2 separate regions of the Homo sapiens genome follow, and region 2 is linked to region 1. The links are chromatin loops, found by intact Hi-C in ENCODE. Cell type or tissue: heart right ventricle. All regions are shown on one strand. Each heading gives the region's core, and the rest is flanking DNA. Links, peaks and the distances in the headings are about the cores only.

What was found. Hi-C counts contacts between places; a loop is a spot of excess contacts. Peaks named below come from ENCODE experiments on the same cell type or tissue, not always from the same donor. Only the 100,000 strongest peaks of a DNase experiment are listed, where the experiment ranks them.
Region 2: a loop joins it to region 1, with 4 times the contacts of the local background. A loop is called at or near these places in 1 of 110 quality-filtered maps.

What each region holds. Positions count from the first base shown.
Region 1 is chrX:152,956,865-152,962,241 of GRCh38, forward strand. It overlaps ZNF185 (zinc finger protein 185 with LIM domain), which reads left to right. Exons shown (of 25, transcript NM_001395254.1): 19 at 2,835-3,032. Among named protein-coding and RNA genes, the nearest start is that of PNMA5, 35 kb to the right of the region's middle. RefSeq lists enhancers at 2,295-2,344, 2,355-2,484. In heart right ventricle, for the core only: a CTCF peak has its summit at 2,196 (motif pointing right); a DNase peak (open chromatin) is centred at 2,177; H3K4me3 peaks cover 1,002 bases; H3K27ac peaks cover 1,287 bases.
Region 2 is chrX:153,436,308-153,441,684 of GRCh38, forward strand. No RefSeq gene overlaps it. Among named protein-coding and RNA genes, the nearest start is that of TREX2, 7.1 kb to the right of the region's middle. In heart right ventricle, for the core only: a CTCF peak has its summit at 2,446; no DNase peak of the experiment used is centred there.

The DNA.
Region 1 (5,377 bases), core at 261-5,260:
ATAGACAAATGTATTCAATCTTAATCAGTTTGAACATAAGGTAAGAATTTTATAAACCTTTTATAACCCTTTACAATTTTTGTTGAAGAGCAGATTAGTGCTCTAAGAAAACCTGTTGTGCTTTTATGTCCATGTTCAATTTATGGAAAAACCTAATAATACCCTTTTAAATTTAGTATTATCATACATAAAATTTTTTACAAGGTTAATTTTTTTTTTTTTTTTGAGACGGAGTCTTGTTCTGTCGCCTAGGCTGACAGTGGCATGATCTCGGCTCACTGCAACCTCTGTCTCCCCAGTTCAAGCAGTTCTCCTGCCTCAGCCTCTGGAGCAGCTGGGACTACAGGCGTGTGCCACCATGTCTGGCTATTTTTTTTTTTTTGTATGTTAGTAGAGAGGGGGTTTCATCATGTTGGCCAGGCTGGTCTCGAACTCCCAGGTGCTCAAAGGAAAATTTAAGACAGTCCATGGAGGAGAAAGGTATAGACAAGGTCATGCAGATATTAAACCAGAAAGGACTTATTTCCTAAGCCAGGAATCGAACCCAGACTGCCACTGTGAAAGGGCAAAACCTTAACTACTGAGCCCAGAAGGAGTCTAGAGTAGTTAATTTTGAGCTTGCAAAGGCTTTTAACTAGTCAAGATAATTTTTAGAACTAACTATGATATGAACCCTAAAATTCCTGTTCCCTGGAAGGTAGAGACAAGGAGAAAGTACTGCCACATGGTTACAAGGTCAAGCTCCCAAGGACATAAAACAGGATGGCGACCTTGTCCAGTTTTTTGTTGGTTTCAGGGACCTGCAGCAAAGTTTGTCACTGACCAGCTTGCTGGGCCATCTTGAGCAGCAAGCTTATGGGGGCCCAAGCCCATGTTTTATCCTAAGGTACCCCTCGACACAGAAAAACGACTTTATAGCACAAAATATACCAGATTGACTACAGCTTAAGACTAGACAGCCTCAGAATTCCTTTTTGCATTAATTAAAATTTTACAGAGGAGATAAACAGTGATTTTACAATCAGTTTGCACAGAGAGAGAGAAGCCTGAAATCTGACTGGGAAGAGATATTTACCCTTTTGCTGGCATGCCAGGCTTCTGGGCTCCCTTTCCCTGAGTGGCCCTGGTGATCTGGCTCTCTGCACCATTGCCCCGGGAGCCAAGCCACAACACAAAAGAATTTTTTTTTAAAATGCACTTCAGTGTGTTGTTGTTCATTTGGAATGTTCCACTGTAAGTTATCTTTCGTAAGATGTCACCATTTCTGTAAGAATTTGCTGCCTCCCGGGCGTAATGTGTAACCCAGAAGGAACTCAGTTTTCCAGAAGCAATTAATAGGTTCCATGGAATGTTGATGGTAAGAAAGGAAGGAAAAGGTGACAAGAGTGAGCGTAGACAGCTCTTTCTAAGGAGTTTGGCTGCTGGAAGGGGAAGAGAAGCAGCTGGGGTTAGGTGGGAGGAACTAAGTTTAGAGACGCTAAAAGTGTATGTAGCAGGAGTCACCTGATCAGGTTGAACTGCAGCAGGAACAAGGAAGTTCCATTTTGACTACTATTAGTTGCAAATTGGACCCTTATGTCAACTTTTTCATCTGTAAAAAAAAAGGGATGGCCAGGCACGGTGGCTCACGCCTGTAATCCCAGCAGTTTGAGAGGCCGAGGCGGGCGGATTGCCTGAGTTCAGGAGTTCACAACCAGCCTGGCCAACAAGGTGAAGCCCCGTCTCTACTAAAATACAAAGAATTAGCCACGCGTGGCAGCGGGCGCCTGTAGTCCCAGAATCTCTGGAACCCGGGAGGCGGAGGTTGCAGTGAGTCGAGATCACACCACTGCACTCCAGCCTGGGCGACAGACCGAAACTCCGTCTCAAAAAAAAAAAAAGGGGGGCAGGGGATGAAAATGCTATTGCTTTCCAGGAATAGCTATGACTACTTCCAATAAAGAAGACAAGAAGGTTCCACATGTGAAAACTACGCGGTCACAACGATAAGTGGGCGGGTGCACGCACGCGCGCTGAGATCGTGCGTGCACAGGCCGGGGTGCGGCCGGCGTGAGTACGCCTGCGCGTGCCGCCATTTCCTGCAGCCGCAGACTCTGCCTGCGGTGCTCGCCGGGAAATGAGACGATCAACAAAGAAAATGGTTGTTTTGGGCGAGATCGACCGTGGAGAGGCTTTTTCTGCAGCAGTCCCGGTTCCTGCCGCCAGATGGCGCTCGAGGATCACAAATGGGTCTAGGGTTCTCATAATGGCCCCGCCTAAGAAATTTTGGATTCTCCTGGCCCTTCCCCCCTTTGTGGGGTCAACAGCGGATTTGGGAATCTGGTGACCAACACGTGCGCACTCCCCTACCCTTGCCCCTACCGAGCCCTCCAGGGTAGCTTGGGGGAGAAGCTCCTCCCTAGACTGCCGGGTATTTGATGAGCCTGGCCAGCGCACAGGTCTTGAGCACCATGGTCAGGGAAGAAGGCTGAATGGCTTAGGTCTTCCTAGAGAGGCCGGAGGCGGGAAAGAACTGGAGAAAGGAGAGATGGCAGTGGGAGGATGGGGACAAGAATACCAGTGTGTTTCCAGCCAGAAGACGATGTCTTTTAACACCTCATTGAAGTCGTCAGGTGACTTTGCCCTTGTCAGAAAGGAGCAGCACTGCGGGGGTCCTACTGAGGAGGAGACTGACTGCTCCTTGGGGTGGGGATTGTGCCTCCTTCCTGTCTGCCCCACTCTTGGGGAGATGAGTCCCTCCAAGTCCACGAGACATGACAGCCAGCCTACCTGCCATGGGAGAACAAAGTCTAGTCTCAGGGCACTCACTTCATAAGGGTCTTATTCTTCCTCAGCGTGTTGACTGATTTTGAGGGGAAGGATGTGGCCACCAAGGTCGGAGAGGCCTGGCAGGACAGGCCTGGAGCCCCAAGAGGTGGCCAAGGAGACCCAGCTGTACCCACTCAGCAACCTGCAGATCCCAGTACCCCAGAACAGCAGAACAGCCCCAGCGGATCTGAGCAATTCGTCAGACGAGAGAGCTGCACCAGCAGGTACGAGCCAAACTGCACTGGGACCTTACCTGCTAGAGCCAGTGTTTTTGTCCAGGGCAGCAACCCAGGACAAACCCCCACACACTAGGCATGCCTGTTTATCCTCTGCAGGTGAGTGTGGTTAGGAGCCAGAGGGAAGGAGAGAAACCAGCATCTCAGGGGTAGATATTCATGGGTTTCAGCTTGGAGCCATAGCATCAAATCTGTTAGACTAAGTCTGGCACAGAAAGGATGCACAGAGAACCAGGTTGTCTGGCAGCCAGTTCGAACCTGGAAACCTGGGTCAGGGGAGGGATATAGGTTGCTTTTTCTGTTAATGGAGATGGAAACTCTCTGAGCAAGGTGTGCCATGGTGTGGATGTGATTCACTGCCAGAAATAACAACTGTACCAGTTGGATGAGCTCTTCCACTGCCATCAGCACTGGGATGGCCATGGATTTGGACAGTAATGTAGCTCCACAGTGCTGACTCAGGGTTGCTCATTGATTGCAAGAAGTTGGCAGCAGTAGCCTGAGGAAACAGGGGCTCTGAATTTTCTGAGAGAGACCAAGAACCAAGGAACAGCCAGGTACTAGGGAACAGACAACACCAGATGCTTGTGCTTTTCTGTGAGCAGCTCAGGTCTCCCAAAGTGGTAGTTTCCTGGCTTCTGGCCTTTGTAGATCAGTGTGGATCCACACCCAATTGTGATGTTTGTGGTAGCTGTAAGAACTTTCCCAATTTTGAAATCCTAGGTGACTTGTAGCATATTTTTTCACATTTGAAAATAATTGAGTTTTGAAAATGTTTTTACAGGCAATCTAGTATCAGATTTTATATCATCCTGAAACATTCTGTCAATTGTCATTTCCAAAAATCCATGGAAAACTGGAGTTGTTGAACTGGAAACAGTGTGGTCTCAGGAAGTGCTTCACAGCCATTGCAACATGGGCAGGGCCTAGAGGGCAGGAGAGAATGCCATGATTTGATGACATTTTACCCATTCCTGCCAGGTGAACTTCATCTCCCTCTCTGTGACAGAATTTTCTGGCTCTCACATCCAGCTTTGGTCACTGGGAACCCACCTATTGGCTCTTGCACTGGCAGGACATGTGGTAGAGGCTTCCAGTTCGAGGCAGGACTGGCTGCATTTTCAAGATGTCCTTATTTCTGGTATTTTGTGGCGATCGTCCTGTCCACTTAACTGATTTTGACCCATTGCCTTGCTGTGATCTCTGTGCTCTCTCTGTCTCCCAGTTCCAGGTCATTCCCTTGACCAGCTTCCAGTCTTTCCTCATCTTGTCCCTGCCAATGAAGTATTCTGGCTCTGCCTTCACTCTCCTGCCATGATCCATTGCTTTGATAGGGTGGCTTCAGGAACAGGGTGAGGAGAGGGCTGTGCTAGCTTTATCTTGCCAAGGAACTCAGCAAAGAAAATTTTTGCTGACCTCTTGCATTCCTCAGCCTGGCTCTGGTCTCTCAAACCTAACACATGGGATGCATGCCAGCAGCCAGCCTCAGTTTCCCTCTGGTCCTTTTCTGTGTGAGGCCAGAGGTCCTTGCTTTATCACTGCCTGGAGCTGCAGTTGATGATGGTGAAAGAAGGTGCACGTGTCTTTTGAGAGCTCCCTTTGTTCCCCAGAGATTTTTTTTTCCCAAAGTGGCCATGAGTTTGGGAATAACCAGGAGCCATGGGCCGCCGGCTAGAGATGCTGCATACTAAGAGCCTCCTGTGAGCAGCCATGTACACAGTGAACACGATGGCTAAGGCCCCATCCAGCCGCCCTCAAAGAGCACATAGTCCACTAAGGAATAAGCATGATCGTAATAACCATTAGCACCTGCTGTGTGCTGAGAATGTGCAGGCACTGTTCTGCATGCCTTATGTGGACTCACTCATTTAATTCTCACACCAACTCAAGGAGGTGCTTTTATTATGGAGAAACTGAGGCAGATGGAGGTTAAGTAATTTGCTGGCAGTTTTGCAGCCAGGAAGTGGCCTAACCGAGATTAGAATCCAGACAGAGATCAGAGCCTGTACTGTTCATCGCTGTGGCATCCATACTGCCCCTCCATTTGTGATAAGCCCAGGAAGGAAAGAAACCAGGTGCTCTGATGGAGAGGGGTTAGAGCAAGGATGGTTAGGGAAAGCTTTTCTATCGAGGAGGAGACAGTTCGGCTGAGACCTGAAACATCTGGAGGAGCCTGCCTTCCAAAGAACCTGGGGAGAGGCATTGTGGACAAAGAAGATAGGGAGGAGGGCCTGAACAATGAGCCCTGTGCTTGGAGGGTACGGGGTGAGGTGAGCAGGGGGCAGGAGCTGGGCCCTGTAGGGTCTTGTAGGTGAGGGAGAGGAGGCTATTGG
Region 2 (5,377 bases), core at 51-5,050, 480 kb after region 1:
TTTGTTGCATTTAGTAGAGACAGGGTTTCACCATGTTGACCAGGCTGGTCTCGAACTCCTAGCCTCAAATGTTCTGCCTGCCTCAGCCTCCCAAAGTGCTGGGATTACAGGCATGAACCACAGTGCCTGGCTATAATATGTATCAAGTATTTGTCAGTATATATGTGTCATGAGTATATGTGTGTTAGAGCGTGTGTATATATATATGTGTGTGTATTAATACAGTTGTAATGCAGTAAGCACAAACACACAGCAACTAAATGCATAAAGAAAAATGACTAGACATGAAGGAAGACTTCAAGAAAATGCAATTACAATGGAATGTTCTAATATATTGTCATTAAATCAGACAGATATAGTCAACAAAAAAAAAAACAAGTAAAAATGTAAAGGAAATTGAATAGTACAATTGTCAACTAGATTTTAGAGATATATAGAAAAGCCTGCATCTCTGAAGCAGGTGCATTTTTCAGAGTCTATAACATATTTTACAGTTATTTATGTATTCGGCCTCTGTTATCCATTGAATTGTGTCTGCCTCCCTCCTCCCCCTAAAAAAAGATATATTACAGCCCAAACCCCCAGTACCTCAGAATGGAGCCTTATTTGGGGATCTTCACAGAGGTAATCAAGTTAAAATGAGGTCATTAGGGTGGGCTGTAATCCAATATGACTGTGTCATTATAAAAAGAAGAAATGTGGACACAGCGCCTTGTATGCAGGGAGAAAGAGGGCTGTGTGAAGATGAAGGCAGAGATTGGGGAGAGGCTGCCACAAATCAAGGAACACCAAAGATGGCCAGCAAAGTCCCGGAAGCTGGGGGAGAGCCTGGAATAGATTCTCCCTCACGGCCCCCAGGGGGAACCTTGCCCTGCCAACACCTCGATCTCTGACTTCTGGCCTCCAGATCCGAGAAACAGTCCATTTCTGCTGTCGAAGCCCCCTAGTTTATGGAACTTTGCTATGGCATCCCTAGAGAACTCAAGCAGCCCCCAAACTACCTTAATTCGAAAAGGTGATATTTTAAGCAACACATCCTCAGATTATTATCCAATACAACTAAAATACACAACAAAACATGACTGGCTGGGTGTGGTAGCTCATGCCTGTAATCCCAGCCCTTTGGGAGGCCGAGGAGGGTTGATCACTTGAGCTCAGGAGTTCGAGACCAGAGGGAAACATGGCAAAACCCCATCTATACAATAAATACAAAAATTGGCAGGCTGTGGTGGCGCATGCCTGTAGTCCCAGCTATTTGGGAGAATGAGGTGGAAAGATAGTTTGAGCCCGGGAGGCGGAAGTTGCAGTGAGCCAAGATTGCGACAGTGCATTCCAACCTGGGTGACAATGAGACCCTGTCTCAAAAAAAAAAAAAAAAAAAAAAGATCATGAAATCATAATTACTCAGAAATTAAGATAAACTGCAGTATATAAGCATGAGATCAAGAAGGGAATGGAAAGCAAAATTACAAGCTATTCCTAAAGCAAAGCAAAGAAGAATGTTTAATAGCAAACCTATAGGACACAGTAAAATCTGCATTTAGCGATAATAAAGTGTCAAGCTTATTGATAGATACAATTTCAACACCAAACGCATCACTGGCCATAATGTTTAGGGTACAGATTGAATACACACTTTAATTTAAAATACCCGAATCACTCAAAAGATACTAATAAATCAAAGTTTTAAAAGATTCAGCTGGGCATGGTGGCTCACACCTGTAATCCCAGCATTTTGGGAGGCCAAAGCGGGCAGATCACCTGAGGTCAGGAGTTCGAGACCGGCCTGGCTAACATGGCAAAACCCTGTCTCTACTAAATATACAAAAATTAGCTGGGCATGGTGGCATGCGCCTGTAATCCCAGTTACTCGGGAGGCTGAGGCAAGAGAATCGCTTGAACCCAGGAGGCGGAGGTTGTGGTGAGCCAAGATCGTGCCATTGCATTCCAGCCTGGGTGACCAGAGCGAAACTTCATCTCAAAAAAAAAAAAAAAAAGATTGGACACTTCCCTTTAAACATATAATTACCTCTAAAAACTATCTGTAGCTTTGGAATATGAAAGTATGAAATTGTATTCACCCAGCCAATACTATGCCCACATATACTGCTGCTCCCTATTGAAATAGGAACGTAGTCAGTGGGTGATATTTGTAATTTTAAAAGTTCGACACATGGAAAACAATTTGGCTCTTCTAATGGGCATAGAGAGCAGCTCTCTTCGTCACCACGCAGAGATCTGCCAGGCTGATGGACAACTGGATACCCCCAGAGGATATATTTTGAATGACCTTATCCAGTGACCCATGGGTGTCATTTAACGCATGAGGCTCCCTGGAGCAGGAACTGACATACCTGCTTCCAGAGCTTTTCAGCCCTGAACGTGCACTGCAAACGCGTAAGAGTGGTACTAGCACCATTGTGAGAGCTCCCTCAAGTGTCAGCCAATGCAAATTCAGACCACCAGGAGAACATCAGATCCTTTTAGAAAAACCATGGAGAAACTGCGTTTCTCTTACAAGTTAGTTCCCATATCAAGAAGAATGCCACAGGGTGTGTCTGTAAAGTAAAAAACCCACACTCACTGCCAGCTGCCGTCACCTCAGGTTCTTGTTCTTCCTCGGCATCTTCATCGTCTTCCTCTTCAGCCTCCAGATACCCCTCTTCCCAGCCTCCCTCAGCCTGGTCTTCCATTTCTGCCTCTTCAGTGATGGGCCAGGTAAATGAAGCTCCTGAGGATCAACATCTGTACACTCTTGACTTTCTGAAATCTTAAAGAAATTATCAGAAACTGTATTAAATTTATTTTTCAAAAGTTTTCAAAACTTCATAAAACCTTAACTTATCTATCATGGAAGATATTGCTGATATCAATAATAACACACCAATTTTACTCCAAAAACCCAAAAGATATACTGGATAAATTTTAAAGATTAGAAAAAATGTCCATGCACAAAATAAATACACAGACACACATATGCTGTCTTCCTCAGTATTTTGATTGAAATGCCGTGCTGTAAATGGATTCATGTCTATGCTGCAACTTAAAATAATTTATGTTCAGCATGATACCAAGTATAAAAGGCAATTAAAGAACATGATTTTGATTCCAAAAAAATCTACATTTAGAGGGAAATTGCAGCCTTCGAGTGCCTTATGCCAAATCACAAGTGAGTGTGTGGGAGTGGCATGTGTGTGTCAGGGGAGTGTGTGTGGCACAAGTGTAAATGTGTGTGTGTGCATGTATAGGTTGTGGGGGTGGGGGTATGTGATGTATGAGTGGGGGGTGCATGTGTATGTGGTGGGGGAGTGGGGACTTGCATGTGTACCCCCAAAATTCATGTTAAAACTGAATCAACAAGGTGACAGTAGTAGGAGGTGGGGCATTTAGAAGGTGAGTAGGTCATGAGGGCTGCACCACCATGAATGAGATTAGTGCCCTTACAGGAGACCCTGTGAGGCAGCTAGTCCTTTCCACAATTCGAGGAACCAGCCCTCGCCAGACTCTGAACCTGCTGGTGCCTTGATCGTGGCCTTCCCAGACTAGAGAACTGTGAGCAATAACTGTTTGCTGTTTATAAGCCACCCAGTCTAAAGTATTTTTGTTATAGCAGCCCATAGGGACTAAGACAAAATGCAAGTAATACTCCCCAGGTTCTTGTCCCAGCTGAATCCCTTAGAAGAGGTTGATGCTCAAGAGACATTAAATGGCAAATACAAGTCTAGAATGGATTGGCACAGTGTGTACAAGTGTGTGCGAGAGTGAGTGTATGTGCAAGTGTTTGTGCATGTGTGTGGTTGTGTGTGCAACTGTGTACAGGTGTGTGTGAGTGCTAGTGTGTGCGAGCGTGTGTGGGTGTACTGTGTGTAAATATGTGTGCAGGTGTGTGCATGTGTGTGTGCAAGTGTGGGGGTGTGCTCGGGTGTGTGAGTGCTTGAGTATATGTGAGGGTGTGTGCACAAGTGTGTCTGTGTGCATGCAAGTGTGTGAGTGTACACATCTGTGAGTGGGAGGTGTGTGTTCACAAGCTGAGCTATAGGAAGCAGTGTCCCCACAATGCTGATACTGTTCCTGGAGGTCCCCTACATGAAACCTCCGCAGCTGACACTCATCAATGCTGCTTAACTTCTTTGCAACAGGCAGGGGGCAGATATCATTTACAAGAAATGCAGACGTCCCGCTGTGGTCCCGTGGCACTCCCCAACCTTCTGCTGCGGCTTTCAGCGTGCTCCCCACATTGTCTTCCGCACAAAGACAAACTGGAAATGTTATGGCCTTTGATTTTAGTATTCATCCCTCTCCATAGTGAATTCCATTTTCAATAGGCTTATGTCACATGTCCCCCAGGTACACTCCCGTGATCACCGCTGTCTCCCCACTGGCAGACACCCCTGGTGGCCTGACGGGGCTCATCAGTCAGTGATGCAGCTTGATGAGGGGCAGGCAGCTGGCCAGGGGCGAGCTGGAGCAGTGGAGTCGGTTCGCTGTTGGCTCCACAGCATCACCTTGAGTCCCATGCAAATGAGCTTGCACATTGGGAGCTCACTTCTTCCTGCTGAGTAGTATTCCGTGGTGTGGACGCACTGCGGCGTGTCCAACCACTCACCTGATGATGAACATTTGGGCTGTTTCCTGTTTGGGGCTATTATGAAAAAGCTGCTGTGAACGTTGGAGTATGAGTGTTTGTATGGTTACATCAATCCCTTTGTCTTGGGTAAGTATCTAGGAGGGGAATTGTTGGCTGATGTGGTAGGTGCATGTTTAACATTTTCGGACACTGCCGAAGTGTTTTCCCAAGTGGCTGCCCCATTTTCCCTTCCCACCAGAAAGGCACGGGCACCCCCGGTGCTCCACATCTCCTCCCTGGTAAACCAACACTTGGTGTGGTCAGTGGTTTTTGTTTTACCCATTCTAATAGATGTTAAACGTCCAGGAATTTTGAGAGCTAAACAAACACTATCATTATTAAAAAGTTAAATTATGTAAACTGACAAATTATATGAAAAATAAAGGAGATACTCAAAACTCACGTCTTCATTATTCGAGCATGCTTTACTGTTGCTGTGTGTTGACACCTGTCAGATGTGTGTGGTGGAAATCCTGGAATCTCTTCCCAAGGTCACCTTCAGTGACTTCCTGTTGGTAGCTTAAGACTGGCCAAGTGGAAGTATTATACCGCAGAGCTCGGCATGCCACGGCATGCCAGGGCTTGATGTATTACTGCTTTGTTGATTGCCTAGACTTTAGAAAGAGGTGAAGAAAATGCTAATATTGCAGATTAAACTGAAGAATGCTGGGTCTGCGGCCATTACATTATAAATAGCAAAAAAATAAATAAAAATAAACATTTTCGGTATTTGAAAACTATCATCCAATT